Regions from separate parts of the Homo sapiens genome. Here all the other regions are linked to region 1. A link is a contact called in ENCODE Hi-C or POLR2A ChIA-PET data. All regions are on one chromosome and are shown on one strand. Each heading gives the region's core, a stretch centred on a gene start or an enhancer-like site at or near the end of the contact. The rest is flanking DNA. Distances are from core to core; before and after follow the strand shown.

Evidence for each region. A loop is a pair of places that touch in the nucleus more often than their neighbours do. ChIA-PET counts read pairs that join two places held with the same protein, here RNA polymerase II (POLR2A). Pooled maps may share reads with other maps.
Region 2: a loop to region 1 is called in a pooled map, with 7 times the contacts of the local background. The contact joins the promoter of VTI1B here to the enhancer-like site in region 1. A Hi-C loop is called at or near these places in 1 of 37 single-sample maps with no recorded cell type and 6 of 50 pooled maps. POLR2A ChIA-PET finds 5 or more read pairs at or near these places in 2 of 52 experiments (CD8-positive, alpha-beta memory T cell and activated T-cell).
Region 3: a map of naive thymus-derived CD4-positive, alpha-beta T cell shows a loop between it and region 1 (2.4-fold over the local background). The contact joins the promoter of RDH11 here to the enhancer-like site in region 1. A Hi-C loop is called at or near these places in 1 of 168 maps with a recorded cell type or tissue (naive thymus-derived CD4-positive, alpha-beta T cell), 2 of 37 single-sample maps with no recorded cell type and 10 of 50 pooled maps. POLR2A ChIA-PET finds 5 or more read pairs at or near these places in 4 of 52 experiments (CD8-positive, alpha-beta memory T cell, H1, PC-3 and 1 more).

Annotation. Positions count from the first base shown.
Region 1 is chr14:68,814,149-68,819,281 of GRCh38, reverse strand. No RefSeq gene overlaps it. Among named protein-coding and RNA genes, the nearest start is that of ZFP36L1, 24 kb to the right of the region's middle. RefSeq lists enhancers at 2,175-2,224, 2,325-2,374, 2,249-2,988, 3,005-3,234, 3,315-3,534 and 1 more and a silencer at 2,475-2,864. Within about 2 kb of position 2,866, at least 41 of the 41 ENCODE cell types and tissues checked have a DNase peak (open chromatin) inside an H3K27ac peak, as active enhancers do; they include PC-3, where a contact is called at or near this core.
Region 2 is chr14:67,672,699-67,677,831 of GRCh38, reverse strand. It overlaps VTI1B (vesicle transport through interaction with t-SNAREs 1B), which reads left to right and starts at 3,200. Exons shown (of 6, transcript NM_006370.3): 1 at 3,200-3,457. The coding sequence starts at 3,343. RDH11 (retinol dehydrogenase 11) reads left to right here. Exons shown (of 7, transcript NM_016026.4): 7 at 1-1,032. It also overlaps a transcript of GPHN not described here. RefSeq lists silencers at 2,876-3,315, 3,416-3,525.
Region 3 is chr14:67,693,546-67,698,678 of GRCh38, reverse strand. It overlaps RDH11 (retinol dehydrogenase 11), which reads left to right and starts at 2,915. Exons shown (of 7, transcript NM_016026.4): 1 at 2,915-3,049. The coding sequence starts at 2,976. It also overlaps a transcript of GPHN not described here. RefSeq lists enhancers at 2,598-2,647, 2,668-2,717, 2,762-3,398 and a silencer at 3,748-3,807.

The DNA of each region.
Region 1 (5,133 bases), core at 1,617-4,116:
GTGTGTGAGCCATCATCTTGGGTCACCCACTTCTCCATATTTCTCCTTCTGTAGGACCTCCTCACAGAGTCCCTTCTCTCTGGCTAATGATGAAGCCCACCGTTTATTGAGTGCTTATTATGTGCCAAGAGCTTGCTAAGCCCCTTCGCCTGTTAAATATGTGTGCAGAGCAGTAGGGCCGTAGGACTACATAAATATATGTGTGCAGAGCAGTAGGGCCGTAGGACTACATAAATATATGTGTGCAGAGCAGTAGGGCCGTAGGACTACATAAATATATGTGTGCAGAGCAGTAGGGCCGTAGGACTACATAAATATATGTGTGCAGAGCAGTAGGGCCGTAGGACTACATAAATATATGTGTGCAGAGCAGTAGGGGTGTCATGCGTTAACAACTGTGATGGAGCCCTACTCCTTGCTGGCATGGGACCAGTACTTCTGCACATGACCTCATGGAGTGGATGGGAAGCCTCTAGTGTGCTGCCTGGCACGGATCAAGCACTTGCTAAGTGGTAGCTATTATCAGTAATCTTCAGAACAGCCCAGTGAGGTAGGTACCATGCTATTCCCATTTCTCAGATGAGGAAACAGGCTCAGAGAAGTTAAACCACTTACTGGCTATCACAGAGTCAGGAATAGAGTTGGATTGATTTGATTGATTCTAAAGCTGCACATAGTTTTTCAGCTGCTCCCCGCTCCCTTCCCCTAACCTGGAGTCTGTTAACGACAAAGGCCTTGCTTTGCATAATGCTAGGGTCATGGGGTCATTGGGCAGGGCTGTTCTCGTCCATCTCTCCAACAGTGCACTGGTGGGCTAGGCATGGATCAGAAACCCTTGGAGATCATCTAACACAACTCATCCGCACCCCACATTTTTCAGATGTGAAAACGGGACAGAAGGGACTGAGCAAGGTAACAGGATTAATGGGATGATACCTCCTTGTCAGCACAAGGGATAAAGTGGCAGTGGTTGGTGGTCATCCTGGCCCCTGCCATCAAGCTGGCATTGATACAAAGTAAGAATCATTAGAACACTAGAATTCCTGGCTGCCATTTGTCAGCCTGGCCCACCTGCAATGAGTGACCCCAGGGATGTTTGGGTGGGGTGGGGGTGCACACAGCAGGCTGGAGCTGAGACTGGGGCGGGGAGGGTGTACTCCACCTACCTGCCCTCCAGGGTGCTTGGCGCCTCCTAGGGCAGGCTGGCCTCTTTGTGCCATGCCCCACAGAGCATTGCAGTGATCCTAGTGCAGAGCACATAGTAGGTGCTTAAAAATGCTCATTGGAGAAACAGCTGGATCCTGGACTGCAGGAGGGAGGAGATGGCACACTGAGGGCATTGATGGGTAGATGGTAACATCATGTCTGTTCATCATTACTCAGCAGACCTGGTTCCATCAGATGTGACTGCCCTTCAGGCCTTACAGAAGGTACCTACATAAATCTGCTCAGGCAAAGAGAAGTTTGTGGGCTGTGGGCACCTGGCTGGGGTTCCTCAAGGTGGAGCATTCTTCTTGGCACTGACGGGGGTAGCTAAGATCTGAGCATGCAGGCAGGCCCTCTTCTCCCCTGGATGCTGCCCTTCTGAGGAGGCAGCTCTGTGGGTACCAGAGGCATGGGCCTAGGAGGCTGTGACCCCCTGCCTGGCCCCCTACCAGTCTCTGCTTCTACAGACAGGGTCTGCATCTTACCTGCTCCTCCTGCCAGTTCCAGTCCCCTCCCCATTCCCCTCAGGACCTCATCCCTCCTCCTGGCCTCAGCTTAAGGGTTTCCTCAGAGAGGTCTTCCTCAAGAACCTTCCCATCCCAAATCTAAATGAGTGCCCCATTTATATATGTTCTCTGAGCACCTGATTCTTTTCCTTCATAGGAATTTGAAAGTCTTTTCAAATGGAATCTTATATTTCTTTCTAGGTGATTTGTTGAAACAAGTCTGTCTCCTCCGTTAGACTAAGCTCCGCGAGGGGTGAGAAAGTTGTTCCGTCCACTCGTCCTCCGGGGCTAGCAGGACATATTCTGTATTAAATGAGTAGATGACAGAAACCCCGTGAGAGAAAGAGTGAGCCGAGCCAGTGGTTCTCTAAGTGTGGCTCCAGGACCAGCGGACCAGCAGCTCAGCATCGCCTGAGGATTTGTTAGAAATGCAAATTCTCTGACTTGGTTGGGGGACCCAGCAATCCGGGTTTGAAAGAACTGTCCAAGGGGGGATTCCTGTGCACACTGAAGTTTGAGAACCACCGAAGGCGGCAAATCCCCTGCTGTTGGGTGAGTGTGCACTGTGGCAGCTTTGGTGACCTGTAAGAGGAACCATGGATGAGCAAACCCCACCTTCAAATGTAGCAAAGGGCAGAGAGAGGGTGGACACGTCACCCAGACCCCCAAAAGGGGCCCAGACGTGTTGTTCGGCGAGCTGGCCACTGGAGGGCAGTGTGGCCACGTCCATCGTGCTGCCTCCGAGGGCTTCCGGGGGAGAGCGGCCGCGGGAGGACGGGAACGAAGCCGTAGCGAGAACCTCGCCCCACGCCGCAGCCTCCTGCAGCAGCGTCGGCTCGCCGGCCCCTTGCGTTCCGAGCCGCCCAGGGAGCTCAGCCGCCGCAGCCCCGGCCCCTGTGTCTCCCCTCGCGGGCCGGGCCTGGTGTGCACGTCTGGATGGCCTCGGGCCTGGAAGGTTTGCGAGGCCCCGGGAGCCGCAGACCGCGCCGGGGAGGAGATCCCGGCAGGCCGGCCGGGGCAGAGCGCCAAGGAGGGCGGCGGAACCTTGGCTGTTTCCCGGGAGGCCAAGGGCAGCCTTCCCGCGTGATCCGCGCGCTGCCGAGCGCGTCGGCCATCTTGGCGGCCTCGCCCGGGCCCCGCGCCCGGCCCGGCTTGGTTCTCGCTCGCGGCTGAGCAGACGCCGGGGTGGCGACGGGAGAGCCCGACCGCGAAGCTCGGCCGCAGGAGTGCGTGGGCGTCGCAGAAGCCCAGGAGAGCCCTGGACCTTGGTAGCTTCCCGGGGGTGCTGGGAAACGCCACCCCAGTAGCCGCCAGGAAGGCAGGCCTGAGCCTCCGAGCCTCAAGTGAATTGGATGGTGCCAGTCGCCCTTCTTCTTTTTGCCCCATATTCAAAGAGCGGGAAGTCAGAGGGCGTTAAAGTAGGTCACAGCGGTCAGCAGGTTTTTGTGGGGCAGGCAAGTGGCAGGGTCCAAGGCCAGGCGTAGTATCTGGTTGCCTAAGATGCTTGGGCAACTCCTTCACCGGGCACACCAATCTCCGAGCCAGAGGTCAGGGACTGGCCCCGCGGAGCTGGCTGCAGGCGGCCGATGCATTCCAGTCCCTGACCACCATGGGGACTTGAGGTGCCATTCTGAGGAGCCCCAGGCCCCACCACGCCTGTTGCCTCTGTCTAGAGTAGTTCACACATGGATGCTGTCTCTCTGGTACTTGGGTGTTTCTCAGGTTCCAGAACATCCGTTCATCTTACCAGTCCTTCAAGGTTCAGCTTAAAGATCAGCTCCACCAGGAAGCCTTCCTGGATTTCCCCTCTTAGTTTCCAACAGAATCCGTCTCTTCCGTTCTCTGCCCACCTTGAGTAGCAGTAGCTTCAGCTGTAGACTCTCCTGTTTTTCCCTTACAGTCTTTGTTGCTGCATCCTCTTTCACTGAATTGTTGATGTGAGACCCTAGACTCTCTTGTTTTTTCGTTACAGTCTTTGTTGCTGCATCCTCTCTCACTGAATTGTTGAATTGTGAGACCCTGTGAGGGTCGGCACCCTGTGATACTGGCCAGGAAAGGGTTGTTGCAAGGGGATCATGGGATTGTTGAATGGGTTTTGATCTGGATTTTGATGTTGGAAATCAAGTTCCCAAATGTTTTCAACCTTGGGTAAAGGAACATGTAATGGTGTTTTTTAAGGCTGTCATGGAATCCTTTTGTGTGTTTAATTGCTTTGTTATTTTAGTAGAAATGTCAGGGTGTCAGAGGAACAAAAGCCATGGGTCTGAGCCCAAGCAAGAAGACAAACCACTGAGCCCGTGCTGGGTGCTTCCTCTGCGTGGCCTCAGGGTCAGGGCCTGTCAGATGGAATGGCAGGCTGCGGGTCCAGCCCCAAGGTCCAACCAAGGAAGCTCCTGGGGCCTTGGCCGAGCTTGAGGCTGTGATTTCAGACTCCTCGCTGGTCTAGGTCGGTATTTCAGAGGAGGCAAAAGAGAAAGTGCCTTCACAGCCTTGGAGAAGACTGGGAGCTAAAGGAGACATCCTTGCTTTTTCCTTTTAAAATAATAAGCCAAATGTTCTCCCATGAAGGACTCCAGAAAACCCCGTTCATGCCTCACCCACAGATGATTTGCTGAATGCTCATTAAGGGGAAAACAAAGAGGTGGTTTTGTTTATTTATTTAAAAGGAAAAATAAATGAGCTGTGACAAAACAATTTGAAACCAGGCCCCTCTGAGACCTGGGCTTTCACTTCCTTGATGGGAAGTAAAACAGAGAATCAAATCCCCCTCCAAATAAAAGTGAAGTTAATAATCAGACAGCTCGAGCCCTGGCCACATCCTGTCAGCCCCCTCCCTCCCTAGGCTCTCTGTTTATAGCTGCCGAGTGCTTTCCCTCCAGAGCCCAAGCCGGCTTAACCCTTTCCTCCCCATCCAGGGAAGCCCAACCCTGCTCTTGAGACTGGAGGTGGGTTCCTCACACCCACTGGTGCTGGCCTAACCTCAGCAAGCGGTGGCTCTCCCCAGGCCTGCCGGCATGGGCCTGTGTCCCCCACAGGGCAGCCAGCTTGGATTTGAGTGATATTCTCTGCTTGTCCTGCACAAAGCCTGAAAGTGTCACCTTTCCTCTCCATACCTCCAGGGGAAGACTAGGCCAACCCATTCCCATTCCAGACGCCATGCAGCTTCTATAGCCCGGTGGGCTCCAGAAAGCTGCATTCTGACAGAAAGAGGCACAAATCTTTGGGGTTTCTGGTCTGCACAGAGAGCAGCACTCTGTGCATGTCTCTGGGCTACTTTCTGTGAAAACTTTCCACTTCCTTCAAATGCCTTCCATTGTAGTAGCATGTTGATTTCTTCCAGAACCCCATGGGGTCAATAGTAGCACATCCCACTGGGCAGAGGAGGGCCCCTTGCTAAATTAATTTTGAGTTCTCTACTGTT
Region 2 (5,133 bases), core at 1,951-4,450, 1.1 Mb after region 1:
TAGTTCAAGACCAGCCTGGCCAACATGGTGAAACCCCACCTCTACTAAAAATTGTGTATATCTTTGTGTGTCTTCCTGTTTATGTGTGCCAAGGGAGTATTTTCACAAAGTTCAAAACAGCCACAATAATCAGAGATGGAGCAAACCAGTGCCATCCAGTCTTTATGCAAATGAAATGCTGCAAAGGGAAGCAGATTCTGTATATGTTGGTAACTACCCACCAAGAGCACATGGGTAGCAGGGAAGAAGTAAAAAAAGAGAAGGAGAATACTGGAAGATAATGCACAAAATGAAGGGACTAGTTAAGGATTAACTAGCCCTTTAAGGATTAACTAGTTAAGGATTAATAGCAAAAGATATTAAATATGCTAACATAGCTATGGAGGAATTGAGGGCAAGCACCCAGGACTGATGAGGTCTTAACAAAAACCAGTGTGGCAAAAAAAAAAAAAAAAAAAAAAAAAAAAATCCTAAAAACAAACAAACAAAAAAAACAATTCTTCATTCAGAAAAATTATCTTAGGGACTGATATTGGTAATTATGGTCAATTTAATAATATTTTGGGGCATTTCCTTACATTGTCTTGACAAGATTAAAATGTCTGTGCCAAAATTTTGTATTTTATTTGGAGACTTCTTATCAAAAGTAATGCTGCCAAAGGAAGTCTAAGGAATTAGTAGTGTTCCCATCACTTGTTTGGAGTGTGCTATTCTAAAAGATTTTGATTTCCTGGAATGACAATTATATTTTAACTTTGGTGGGGGAAAGAGTTATAGGACCACAGTCTTCACTTCTGATACTTGTAAATTAATCTTTTATTGCACTTGTTTTGACCATTAAGCTATATGTTTAGAAATGGTCATTTTACGGAAAAATTAGAAAAATTCTGATAATAGTGCAGAATAAATGAATTAATGTTTTACTTAATTTATATTGAACTGTCAATGACAAATAAAAATTCTTTTTGATTATTTTTTGTTTTCATTTACCAGAATAAAAACTAAGAATTAAAAGTTTGATTACAGTCAAAAGAAGAAAACACTGTTCATTATTATGGTTGTGCAATGATTTCTCATTCTAAAGAATAATTTGTTCCAGAGTCTAGCTACAGTGTAATCTCAATCCACATGCTATTAATTTAGGTTGTGTGATAATCTAATTGTTCATTCACCATTTCCTACTTAACCTTTTTTGACACTCTTCACAGACACTTTTTCCACATTTCTTGATCATCCCGGGCCATTTTTTTTTCCTTTCTTTTTAATTAGAGACAGCGTCTTGCTTTGTTGCCCAGGCTGGCCTCAAACTCTGGGCTCAAGCGATCCTCCCACCTTGGCCTCCCAAAGTGCTGGGGTACAGGTGTGAGCCGCAGCACCCGGCCCCAGGCTATTGATCCTTTTTTTGCACCTGCCCCTTATTTCTGTACTGTGACAAGTCCCAGCATTGTGCTGTGGGACTTACACAGTATACTGACTATCCTCAGACTTGGTCATGTCTATGCTCAGTGCATATTAAGAGCTTAACCAAAGTGTGTTGAATCAACAGCCAATGAACTTGATCTAATAAAAATGAGGGCCCAGGAGATACAAATTAGCAAAGCATTTTCTCCTGAGCAGTCATACATCTTTTAATATTTGTAGGCAGTTTAAAATTGAACTCCCAAGCAAACATTTGAGAACAGACACCTTGAGCAAACCGTGAAATCGGTGAAAATAATAATTTATTTTAATTTTTTGAGATAGGGTCTTCTCTGTCACCCAGGCTGGAGTGTGGTGGCACGATCTCAGCTCACTGCAACCACTGCCTCCCGGGTTCAGGCGATTCTCCTGCCTCAGCCTCCCGAGTAGCTGGGGTTACAGGCGCCCACCACCACGCTTGGCTAATTTTTGTGTTTTTAGCAGAGACGGGGGTTTCACCATGTTGGCCAGGCTGGTCTTGAACTCTTGACCTGAAGTGATCCGCCCGCCTCGGCCTCCCAAAGTGCTGGGATGACGCGTGAGCCACCATGCCCGACGTGAAGACAGGAATTTATACCCATGGAGTGCAAGAAGGGACCTTGTAATTTTTAACACGTGACACTTAGTGGCAGATGAGACCTAATGAAGCCAGGCCCACCTTCCACACCAGATTATAAATTCCCCTGGAGCAGAGATTAAATGTTTTATTCACCAACATGCCCAGATCCCTCGCAATGCCTACGCTTGACAAACACCTGTTGTCAACAAGTGCACGAGGCAGCCTAGGAGGAGAATTAGTCTCCACGAGGAGAATTACTCGGGCCTAGCAGCTAGAGTATTTCGAGGTCATCCTAACTGGGTTCCACTTTTGAATTTTTGGTTTTTGGGTTTTTTGTTTTTTTGGAGACAAGATCTCGCTCCACTTGGGAGCAAGGTCTCCCAAAGCTGGAGTGCAGTGGTGGGACCTCAGCCTCCGGGGGTAGCTGGGGCCAAAAGTGCGCGCCACCATGCCCGGTTCTTATTTTGGGTTTCTGGTAGAGCTCTCGCTATTGTGCCCAGGCTGGTCTCGAACTACTGGGTTCAAGCAATCCTCCCACCTCGGCCTCCCAAAGTACTGGGATTACAGGCGCGAGCCACTCGCCCGGCCGGGTTCCACTTCTGAAAGCTTGGGGAGCCGCTGGGCCTTCCAAGAAAAGTGCTCCACCTCCCGACGGCAGGCAGAGCCCCTGGCCCGGCTATCTTTCCAGGGCCGAAAGCTAACAGTCAAGACGCGAAACGAGGAATTCGGGTCAGGGTGGCAAAGCAAAGCGCGATGACAGTGAGGACGACGTCTAGACGCAAACATACATCAAATCGGGCCGAAGCCCGCTGTCGCCGCGCGGGCTGAACCTGGCACCCGGAGCAACGCGCGACCCCGGGACGAGACGCTCTCGTCCGAGCCAAACTACATCCCCCGGCGTGCACTGCAGCGCCCGCCCCTCGCCGGCCGGCGGGGCCCGGGAGGAAGGCGGCCGCGCTGCCAGTCCCGCAGGTCCCCTAGGCCCCTTTCGCTGCGGCCTTTCCCCAACCCGGACCCGGCACTTCTCGGGTTCCGCGACTGCCGATCGCCCCGGCGCGGCACCGCTCCCTCAGGAGTCGCCTAGGCCGCGCAGTCTCCCGACTTCTCGTCAGGCTTTCGCGCCGGCGCTCCAGCAATCACTGGCTGGAGAAGGTGGGCGTTCCGGCTCGAGAGGACCCTGCCGCGGCTCCGGAAGAGCCTCGTCCTGGGCGGCGGTGGTGCGGCGGTCGCCGTTATGGCCACTGGGCTGGGCGGCTGACCGCCGGGCTAGGAAAGGGCCCAGGGCCCCGAATCTCGGTGGCCGCTGCTCCAGCGCGGCCTGCGCCATGGCCTCCTCCGCCGCCTCCTCGGAGCATTTCGAGAAGCTGCACGAGATCTTCCGCGGCCTCCATGAAGACCTACAAGGGGTGCCCGAGCGGCTGCTGGGGACGGCGGGGACCGGTGAGGCGGGGGTGGGCCACGCCGTGGGGAGCGCAGCCCTGCGCGCTTTGGAAGGAAGATTCTCCCACCTTCCTCCCAGACCCGGGCCCGCGTCTCCTCCCTCCGCGTCCTCAGACACGCCCCCTAGGGCTGGCTTGTCCCAGCCCCAGGTCTCCCTGCTGCCACTGAGAGTAAATTGGACCTCGGGATTCAGTTCCCTGGGATCCTTCTATGGCCTTCCACATTTTCTCATCTTTTTTCACTGTGGCAAATAGAGCAGAGGGGCTTTTGCATCTGCGGTCCTGTAATGTAGAGTGGGTTTCTTTCATAGCTGTTTTTGTTTGTTTTATGCATTTAAAAGCACTAGTCTCAAGACAGGTCTAGTTTTCACCAGACTGACAGAGGATCCGTAGCACAGAAAAAGGGTTAAAAACCCAAAGGAGTCATAATTTGGGGGTGTTGGTAAATACCAGTTATTGGAGGGTAGAGAGCTGGCCTTTAAAACCTGATTGTGGCATTTAGATGTGGTCTTGTTTTGAACGTTTTTACAGCTGAGACTGTTTACTACCCCTTAATTTCATGATTCAGGTTGCTACAAGTTCTGTCTGGAGGAGCTAGAGTTTTCCGGCCCTAAATCCATAGGAAAAGCTGCTATAGTTCTTGGCCTCCGGATATATAGAATTTGATGGCAAGGACAAAACTTTGTTTTATTGCTTTTATTTAAGAGTCAGAGCTTGGGTGTTTGCTCAACGAATTACTCAAGGTCATAGGAATTGAATGACTGGTGAGAATGAAATTCATGTATTTAATATATATTTATTGTGAGGCTGCTGTGTGCTAGGTGCTGGTGAATTGTGAGGCACCGTTCTAGGTGCTGGTGAATATTGCAAATTACAGTGAAAAAGATACGAACATCCCCATTCTAGTGGGTAGGTGATAAACAATATATAACTATTAAGAGGCAGTGTTAAAGAATACAGGAAAGTAAATCAGAGTAAAAGAATAGGGGATGGGACTTCAGTTTTATTTTATTATTTATCATTTTTTTTTTTGAGACAGGGTCTCACTCTGTCACCCAGGCTGGAGTGCAGTGGCACGATCTCGGCTCACTGCAACCTCCACTTCCCAGATTGAAGCAATTCTCCTGCCTCAGCCTCTGGAGTAATAGGGATTACAGTTGCGCCACCACCCCTAGCTAATTATTTTTGTATTTTTAGTAGAGACAGGGTTTTGCCATGTTGGCCAGGCTGATCTCTAACTCCTGACCTCAAGTGATCCGCCTTCTTTGGGACTTCAGTTTTAAATAGGGCGGTTGTGAAAGTCCTCTCTGAGGAGATGGCGTTTGAACAGAGACTTAAATGAAGTGAGGGAGTAAACCAGAAATCAGGGAGAAGTGAGTGTCAGAAGGAGGGAATAGCACTGCAAATGCCTTTAAGCAGAAATGAGCTTGGTGTGTTCAGCGAAGAGCAGGAAGTTCCATGTGTTTGGGATGGAGTGAGCAAAGGAGAGCGATAAGCAGGGCCAGATCATGTAGGGCCTTGTGGACCATGGTGAAAGACTTGTGCCTTTTTCTAAATATGATGGGATGCAGTTAAAAGATACTGTGCAGAAGCATTGTGGGATCTGATTTATGTGATTGAAAAGTAGACTGCAGGCAGGGTACGGTGGCTCACACCTGTAATTCCAGCACTTGGGGA
Region 3 (5,133 bases), core at 1,666-4,165, 1.1 Mb after region 1:
ACTATCCAGTCCCTCATTATTCCAATCCCATTATAGTTAATAATTTTTTTATGTTAAACTTTCCCTGTTCAAATTGTTGTGTAGTTTCTCACTTCTGATTGAACCCTGTCTGATACATCTCCAACCTCTCTGGCCGTTTCTCAGTCAATTTTTGGGCTCCCCTCCCTCTACCCATTTCATAATGTTAGGGTTCCTCAAAGCTTCCCTCTGCTTTTAGATAGGTTTTTGCTCTGCCACCCAGGGTGGAGTGCAGTGGCACAATTCTAGCTCACTGCAGCCTCCAACTCCTGACTCAAACAATCCTCCCACCTCAGCCTCCCAAAGAGCTGGGACTACAGATGTGTACCACCATGCCTAGCTAATTTTTTAGTAGAGATAATCAATGGTTTTTAATCTAGATTCCATTATGGCTCCAATGTGTCTATAAACCACCTGAAATTATATGCAAATTTTATATGGATATGCAAATACACACAAGTATGGGGAGAAATTTCCAGCTTCATCTTTTGGCAATATAGCTCAATAGTTAAGGGCACAATAGACCCTGCATACAACTTGGTGGACAAAAGTGACTGCATCTGGGATGCTAATCTGCAATGCTGACTTCAATGTTGACTGCAATGTTGATTAGCCCCAGTCCTGTGAATATCTCCTGATTCCTACTTTATTTACTGTCCCTAGTGTAAGAACATGTCAACCTTGATGTTATTGCACAAATTATTATCTATTACACATGTAGCATTCTTGCCTGTTCTGGAGGGCTACCTTTAATTGTCTTGCACAGAGCAGTTTGACTCTTTCCCTACAGTATATAAACTCTGAGTGTGGAGCTTACATGTACAGAAATCTGCCACCCAAGCCCACATTTCTGTCTGTAAATTCCCACAGTAAAACACCCTTACCAAGAAACTGGATTTGTCTGCCTCAACCTTTGGTGTCTTGGCTCCTCTGGCATTTGGGGGCCACTTTGCATATAGGGCCCTCTCATGGAACACCACCTGCTTCAGTTTGAATCCCAGCTCTGCCTCTTTGACCTAGGCTAGCTTACACGGTGCCTCAGTTTTCTTGTCTGTAAAATAGGGAAAATTATAGTACCTACCTCTTAGAGTTGTTATGGGAATTAAGAGTTAATATATATATATAAATCATTGGGACAGGGCCTGGCCATAATTAAGCAGTATTTAAGCACTGGCTATTATTGCCATTTCTGGCACTCTCCCTTCTCCCTAGACGGTTTTCTGTTGCTCTAGTGCACCCTGCTTTCTCTGACTGTGAACCCTCAGGTGGGGTCTTTCCTCTGCTCAGCACACTCTTGTCTATGTTGCTTGCCTACTAACTTCCCTCTGGCCTCCGCTCAAATGTTATTTCCTCAAATAAGCCTCTCCTGATCTAGAACTCCTCTCCCTTGTAAAAGCTCCCAGAGCTTTCTCTAATCCTCCTCATAACCTTCACCATGATTTATTTACAGTGATTACTTATTTAAGGTCTTCTCTGACAGTCCATGAACTCCGGGCGAGCAGAGATTATGTGTTCCTGGCTTCCTGCTGGACATCAGCACAGTGCCTAGTACACTATAGGAATGCCATAAATGTTTGTCAAATGCGTGAATGACTGAATAAGGAACAAAACAAATGAAAGGCTTTTATAAAGTTATAAAACCCAATACAAATATTAGGTAACACAATAATGAGAATGTGACAAAATGTGATGATTGCTAGGTAATCTAATGTTAAATTGGTAGGAATTAGTATTGTGTGAAGGAAACCCTCTCTTCTCCAATTTGCTATAAAATATATTAGTTCATTGGAACCCGTGTCTTTTAACCAAATGGAAATTATGCAAAAGGACCAGAAAATATTACTGGGTACAATTAAGGAATCACAGACAGATATTGATTGGTTAAAACACCCTCCACTTTCACCCCCAGGAAATAGGCCTCAGATGAAAGAAACTATTGAACAGGGAACCTATTTATTCACAGAGAACATATTCATGGCCTTAATTCAAGACAGGATTAAATACTTTCACGAGTTGGCAAAACCAACTGTGCCAATCTGAGATATTCATTGCTACCCTGGGAGTTAATGTATGTGACCCAAGCCATCAGGAAGACGATATTCTATTATCAATGAACACTCAAACACTAGAAAAATCATGATAGTTGCCACCATAATTCAAGATAGACACAATAAAGTGATTCTCCTGAGAATGTCTTCAAGGACTTATTGCTTCCTCTTCTCTGGAAAAAGGAATCCTCGAGGAGGAAGGGTTTACATTCCCCCACCTTCCCAACTGTCAGACTTCGGACCGCTCCTCTCCTGTCTAATCCGCCTTTCATTTCCCAGACGCCAACATCTGATCTCCAGGAGAAACAGTGCGGTAACTGCCTAACCAGGATTGGGGAAAACTGAACCAGGCACTGGACTTGGGTCTGGGGAGATAGAGGACTGCAGAGATTTCACAAACACCGCGGTGCCTAGTACACTATAGGAATAAGTGTACTATTCCTATAGTGTATACTTTTTTTTTTCCAGAAAAATCCCTCTGGGGTATGAGCACTATTTTCAGTTCTGGTTCAACTTTTCATTGAGATTCTATGTGGATAAGAGGATCTTGTAGTGAAAAAAAGATAAAAAGCAGTGTTTTCATCTGAGTGTGAGAAACCATGTGTGCCTAGAGGTGGGAGAACTGAGTATTCAGAAGGCAGAAAAAATAACTGAGAGCTGGGTGAATGATCCCACAGGCCCTAAGCCCTAGATGGTTGGGGATTAGCGATGTATAATTCAACTTCTGCCAGCGTTGGCGGCAGCGCTCCCACGTAGCCAGCCTGAGGCTGTCAAGCTCTGGACTACATTTCCCAGAAGGTCTGCTCCCCGGGCTGTCGCAATTTGAATTGGGGCGTGTCTAGAAAGAGAAGCCATAGTCGGCGAGCAACGCTGGAGCATCCCGCTCTGGTGCCGCTGCAGCCGGCAGAGATGGTTGAGCTCATGTTCCCGCTGTTGCTCCTCCTTCTGCCCTTCCTTCTGTATATGGCTGCGCCCCAAATCAGGTCTGTGCAAATGTATTGCCTTCTCTTGAGAATTCTTGTTGCGGGGCGGGAGGGAAACATAGAATCCCCACCAAAGCTTTCTTGGAAAACTCCCCTGGGGGGGCTCCAAGATGGCGGAGCCCAGAGTTCGGTGGGTTGGAGGCGAGGTCCAGCTGTCCTGGGTGCCAGGAGGACACCCGAGACCCCAGGCGGTGAGAAAGGGCGGCAGTCCGGGGCACACTGCTTTTCCCTGGCCTGTTTTTCTTTTGTCTAAGCACCCCCTGATTCTGGCTCCAGGGAATCCCGAGGGTAAGGCTACCTCAAACGCTTGAGTTTCGGACTCTTCAATGGGATATGGCCCGACGCTGTTTTCCCCTTATTCCCCACGCCTTAAACCAGCCTTCGAGGTACAAAGGAGCGATTCCACATTTCGCCCTCTGAAACTGATAGCAATCGTAACATCTGCGGCCCCATCCTTGCTCTCTCGTTGCTGTTACAATCGCTTGTTCTGTGGGCGGATGTTGTAAAGGAGAAAAGTGAAAAGGAAGAGTGTTTGGTTATGAGCTCTATCCTGCCTTGCGAGCAGGAGCACGGGGGATCTGAGTTAGGAGCTAGGGTACTGGGGCGGTGAGGGCTGGGAGAATGGTGGGAAGGTATTGACCAGGTGATAGATCAATCAGCCCAAGGCTGGCCAAGTGCCCCAGTGAATCAGCAGCGGGCTGTAAAACCGGCAGCCTGCTTATTGGTTCTAAGTAAATCACCAGTGGTGACGGACCAGTGACTGAATAGACAGACACACTCCTTCCCCAGGTGGGCGGTCTTAGTCCCAATAGAACTTGAAGCCAGGCCAGATCACAGTCATTTCTTACCACAGTCACCTACTTTCCTTCTTTTATTTTTATTTTCTCTTCCTTCTCTGGTGCCCCTCTTCCAGTTATATTTTTTCTGCCTTCTGAACACTCAGTTCTCCCACCTCTAGGCACACATGGTTTCTCACACTCAGATGAAAACACTGCTTTTTATCTTTTTTTCACTACAAGATCCTCTTATCCACATAGAATCTCAATGAAAAGTTGAACCAGAACTGAAAATAGTGCTCATACCCCAGAGGGATTTTTCTGGAAAAAAAAAAAATATATGTGTGTATATATATATATATATGTGTGTGTGTGTATATATATATATGTGTGTGTGTGTGTATATATATATATATATATATTCCAGGAGCTGTATTCCCAACTCAGCAGGGTTATGGGAGTCGGGCCAGAGCTGGACTTTTATAGTTGTCTCTTTCATTCCTGCTGGTTAAGGAGAAGAAAGAACTAAGTACAGGTCCTACTAAGTTGTCACTCCTGGAGCTACATACAGTAAGGGGATGTGGGAAACAGCCTAGAGGCTTGTTTTCTGAGGAGGGAGGTGATGGTTTGTGGGGACCATGAGTTAATCTGCCTCCCTGTCAGCATTTTCGCACTATGCAGGTAGCTTCAATGGCTAAGAGTATGTACCTTGCAATTCCAAGTTCAATGAAAAAGGCTGAAATGCTCTTTAAGAATGCATCTCCTGGTCAACAGATTGTTTTAACCAGAGTCCCAACATTGCCAAGAAGAGAATAGGCCAGTCTGAGAACCACCAATCTGTGTTTGTGCATTCATTCATTTGGAAAAGGCAATATAGTATAGTACTTAGAAACAAGCACTCTAGGCTGGGCTTGGTGACTCACACCTGTAATCCCAGCACTTTGGGAGGCTGAGGTGGGCGGATCACCTGAGGTCAGGAGTTCGAGACCATCCTGGCCAGCGTGGTGAAACCCTGTCTCTACTAAAAATACAAAAATTAGCTGGGCGTGGTGGCGCATGGGTGAGGGGGTGAGGGATGAGAATCGCTTGAACCTGGGAGATGGGGGTTGCAGTGGAGGTGGAGGTTGCAGTGAGCCGAGATCACACCATTGCACTCCAGCCTGGGCAACAAGAGCAAAACTCTGTCTCAAAAAAAAAAAAAAGAGAAAGAGAAAGAAAGAAACAAGGACTCTAATTACACAAAGCAAGACTTGAATCCCAGCTCCCCTTTGTACATACATAATCTTCTCTTTGTTTTAAGTGTGTATG